Regions from separate parts of the Mus musculus genome. Here region 2 is linked to region 1. The links are chromatin loops, found by intact Hi-C in ENCODE. Cell type or tissue: left cerebral cortex. All regions are shown on one strand.

Region 1 (2,500 bases):
GACATCTCTTTCTGCCACCTTGGCACCTGCTGGGAACAGGACTACAAAGGGCAAATGTGTCTGGAAAATTGCAGTGCATGGCCACTTCTGCAGGCTATAAGTAGGTCCCGAACCACAGAAAGCACACGGCTCCTTAAAATTGAGGTTATTCATGCTGTTAGACAAGAGATGCACTTACCTATATGAAGCAAAAAGATAGCAGTTGGAGAGATGCCTTGGTTGAGGTACTTAGCGTTCTCCCTGCAGACCTGAGTCAGGTTCCCTACAGCCGCATGGGGCACTGTAACTCCATCTGATCTGGTGCCTCTGGCCTCCTCAGGTCCCTGAACACACGTGTACATACTTACACACAGACACAGACATGATTTTCAAGATAACTCTTTAAAAGGAAACCCCACAGGGACTCCTGCGGGCAAACTGAGCAAAGCCAGCACACTATGGTGGTTCACAAGCATCTGTGAGTTCAGTTCAAGAGAGATCCAGTGCCCTCCCTCTTCTGGCCTCTGTAGACACTGGGTACAGTATATGTACATAGCCACATACACACATGCATACATACATACGTACATGCACACATACATGCAGGTAAACCCTCAACATTGTACAGTACATTAAATAAATATAAGTTTCATCTATTTGCCAAGAGTGGTGGTACACACCTGAATTCCACCATCCAGGGGCAGAGATGGGAGGATCTCTGTGAGTTCAAGGCCAGCTTACAATCTGGAGAAAGGCAACTTGGGCCCCATGGGAACAGTGACTTCTGTGCTCTGGACCAAATTCCTGAGAAACCTCCCCTCAAAAGCCTTTGGACATAGACACCCCCCACACACACACACACACACTGAGATACCTGCACTGCAGTGAACTTAATCTAATAGGAATGGATTTGTTGGGGGAGCTATTCAGCATTTACACTGCAATTCCAGTACTTTGGAGGTGGAGGCACAAAAGTCAAGAATCCAGTGTTATCCTCAGCTACGGAGTGAATCCAAAACCAAGTTGTGTCCTGCCCTACTCGCTTTTAATTTTTAACCCTAAAACTAATCGAGAGCTGGCATCACTCATAATTTCATTTAGGAAGTCGATAGCAGTTTCATCTCTACCTTGGGGAGCTGTGCCGCACAGAGCAGTTAAACAACTTGCTGAAGGCCACACAGCGGTCTGGAGGCGTCCAGCCTGGATGGCAACGCAAATGGAATTCAAGAGCAAGGTTCTAACGCCCTAAACTCTACTGCCTCCCTGTGGTTATCTTTCTAGTTGCAAGGAGCCTTCCAGGCTTTTAAACCTTTCCTTAGGCTGAGTATGCACAGCCAACCTGGTTTATCAGACCCTGCCTCAAAATAGATAAAATGCATAAGTAAATAAATAAACCAATCCCAGGGTGTTTCCCTGGTGGCTGATTCCAGCTTAGCCTGGGGTACCTGGAAGCTGTCTCCTGAATCTTTTTTTTTTTTTTTTTTTTTTTGGTTTTTCAAGACAGGGTTTCTCTGTGTAGCCCTGGCTGTCCTGGCACTCACTTTTGTAGACCAGACTAGCCTCGAACTTAGAAATCCACCTGCCTCTGTCTCCCAAGTGCTGGGATAAAAGGCATGCTGTCTCCTGAATCTTTAAGCCAGGGTCTCATCCGCATGTGAGGACCCACACCTGTAACCCCAGCACTTGGGAAGCTAAGGAGGGAGGATTACTGTGATGTCCTGGCAAAGCCTGATTACAGAGGGAGGATTTACTCTCATTAGTGAACAACAGCAACACAGGGTTTGTAACAACAACAACAGTAACACAGAGTTTGTAACAACAACAACAGTAACACAGAGTTTGTAACAACAACAGTAACACAGGGTTTGTAACAACAACAGTAACACAGAGTTTGTAACAATAACAACAGTAACACAGAGTTTGTAACAACAACAACAGTAACACAGAGTTTGTAACAACAACAACAGTAACACAGAGTTTGTAACAACAACAACAGTAACACAGGGTTTGTAACAACAACAACAGTAACACAGAGTTTGTAACAACAACAACAGTAACACAGGGTTTGTAACAACAACAGTAACACAGAGTTTGTAACAACAACAGTAACACAGAGTTTGTAACAACAACAACAACAGTAACACAGGGTTTGTAACAACAACAACTGTAACACAGAGTTTGTAACAACAACAGTAACACAGGGCTTGTAACCTCCAAGCTGTTGACATTCCTAAGCATGGATGTGTCTTTACTGAGGCCTATTGTATGCATTATGGACGTTCAGAGGCAGTAAAATAGCCCTGTCTCACATGTGACAACCAAAACTGTCTCCACACTGTGACATGCCCCCTGAGGGAAGGGGAATTTCAAAATCTGCCTTTAGAACCAACAATTTAAATAGACTAGAATCTTAGGCTTTTTTTTTTTCTGTTTTTTTTTTTTTCCCTTAAGCCATTACCTGAAAGTTTGCTCTAATGTTTCAATGACCCAGTTAGAAATGGCAGTCATTTGAGGCCTGCTG
Region 2 (2,500 bases), 180 kb before region 1:
TCTGACTTTGAGGCCAGCCTGATCAAAAAAAAGTGAGTTTCAGGACAGGGAGGGCTACACAGAGAAACCTTGAAGGAAGGAAGGAAGAGAGGAAGGAAGATTAAAAAAAAAGGATGGACGGATGGATACTGGTACTCCACCAACTCTCTCCCTATCTTAGACTCACCAGGGTTTGCTGTATGTCTCTCTGCCTGTCTATATGTATGTATTTATTAAAAAAGATTTCTTTATTATGTAAAGTATATCGTGTTTTCCCTGCTTGTAAGTCTGCAGGCCAGAAGAGGGTACCAGATATCATTATAGATGGTTATGAGCCACCATGTGGTTGCTGGGAATTGAACTCAGGACCTCTGGAAGAGCAGACAGTGCTCACTTCTAAGCCATCTTTCCAGCCTCCAGGTTTGCTGATTTTTTTAATCCTTGATACATGAAGCTGTTTCCACCTTGCATATAGCAGTCAAAACCAAACAGAAAAAAATGGCAAAAGGAAATCTTCCTTTCACCCCCAACTCCATCCTCTTTTTGTGCTGGGATAAACCAAGGACTTTAAGCATGGTAGGCAAGTACTGAACTAACTGGGCTACACCAAAGCCCCAGTCTTTATGCAGCTAGGAATAAGCAGCCCGAATACCTGTGAGCCCTGTTTGAAATAGCTGTCCTTAGTCAAACCAGGCCATAGTGAGTGAGCCCTTTTTCAGGTGTTCCTTCTCATCGGACACTTTGGGCCCCACCTGGGATGAAGACGAAGCTGAGTCCACAGGTGAAATAATTAGGCTGGGAGACACTGCACATACCTTTTCCCAAAGAAGTAATGGTGAGTAGACACATTTTATTTTATTTTATTTTTTTTTTTTTTGGGGGGGTTTCTTTTTGGTTTTTCGAGACAGGGTTTCTCTGTATAGCCCTGGCTGTCCTGGAACTCACTTTGTAGACCAGGGTGGCCTCGAACTCAAAAATCCACCTGCCTCTGCCTCCCAAGTGCTGGGATTAAAGGCGTGAGCCACCACGCCCGGCAGTAGACACATTTTAAATGTCAATTGTCTTTTAATACACAAGCACAAAAATGTAGACTCATACAGTTTAAGGTTGAGATGCTAGAGCTTCAGTTAAGCATCTACATTGAAGCCACAGACTATCACTATTGTCCACTAAATATGGACAGCTGTCTGACATTGCAACTGTGTGAGAATCAAAGGCCCCATACGCAGGTAAAGCCAAGGCTGGCCAGTGCATGCAGAGCTGTCACCTAGTCTATTAGGCACACTAGATGAACAGTTATTGATACAGCCTTGAGCTGGGTCACACCTTTGGAGTATTTGATTTTCTGAACCAGTTCAATCACTTTGTTGATGGTCTGCACTAACAAGTTTGTGTTCCTGGAGGCAGCTTCAGGCCCGTGTCCAACAGTCTGTTGCTTAGAGACAGGGGCCTCAGGCTCCCGACGTGCACCCTGGGTCCTCATTCAGCTCCTGTCTGCAGTTCCGCCCTGGCTCGCAGCTGGAACTCTCCGGCCAGCACGTTGCCCCACAGTGCCCAGCCTCCTCCTCACATGGGTCAGACTCTAAGGCAGTGTCCTGTGCCGTGGCCTTCTCTGTATTTCTATAACAGCATTCATACACTGCATGGAAAATTATAGTCTCTTAGGTAACCTCTGAGCTCTAGAAAAGTAGGCAGATGGCACTTCCCCATCCAGGTCCTGGTGACACACTGGGAAATGAGCACCTTGACGGTGCTCAGCCTGTGTGAGGACAGACTGTAAAATGAACTGGAAAACTCTGGTTTATCTTAGTCTCAAAACCTGGCAAGATACAAGGCCACAATAAGGATGGTTTTGGATGGAACGATGAAAGGCTCTTGTGGAAATAGGTACAATAAACTAAGAATCAAGAGGCTTCATTCCATAACTATTGGCTTTGTGGCTTTGGACAATGCCCTTTTCTGAGTTTGATTTCATCACTGTGAAATGAGACACTTGGACTAAGCCATCTCTGTAGTCTCTGTCAGCATTAACACTCTGATTGGAGGGAAGTCTTACATTCCAGCAGCAGACCAAAGCCAGGCGGGAGTGGATAGGGAGCCTAGGTTGGGTTGTGTGATATCAAATGCCATGAAAAATGTATAATTGCAAAATCTGAAACTTTGAGTACTGACATGCTGTAAGTGGAAAATTTCAGCCTGGGTCAGCCAAATGTCTCGTCCAGTAAAGGCACCGTGCCAACAAGCCTGGCCACCCTAGTTCTAATCCAAGGACCCACTCAGTAGGACAAAACTACCAAGTTATCTTCAGAGCTTCATATGGCCACCATGGTATCCTATGCACAAAGATAAATATAAACAGGTAGCTGCAGGGCTACTATGGTAATTTTTTATTGTATATTATATATTATATGGCTGATTTTATGTCAACTTGATGGACGCTGAAGTCATTGGAGAGGAGGGAACCCCAATTGAGAAAATGCCTCCATACGATCAGGCTGTAGGCAAGCCTGTAGGGCATTTT

Evidence for each region. Hi-C counts contacts between places; a loop is a spot of excess contacts. Peaks named below come from ENCODE experiments on the same cell type or tissue, not always from the same donor. Only the 100,000 strongest peaks of a DNase experiment are listed, where the experiment ranks them.
Region 2: a loop joins it to region 1, with 2.2 times the contacts of the local background. A loop is called at or near these places in 2 of 42 quality-filtered maps.

What each region holds. Positions count from the first base shown.
Region 1 is chr11:106,979,408-106,981,907 of GRCm38, forward strand. No RefSeq gene overlaps it. Among named protein-coding and RNA genes, the nearest start is that of Gm39424, 19 kb to the right of the region's middle. In left cerebral cortex, a CTCF peak has its summit at 1,249; a DNase peak (open chromatin) is centred at 1,233.
Region 2 is chr11:106,800,765-106,803,264 of GRCm38, forward strand. It overlaps Cep95 (centrosomal protein 95), which reads left to right. Exons shown (of 20, transcript NM_177088.3): 6 at 699-814. Among named protein-coding and RNA genes, the nearest start is that of Cep95, 13 kb to the left of the region's middle. In left cerebral cortex, no CTCF peak of the experiment used is centred here; a DNase peak (open chromatin) is centred at 1,471.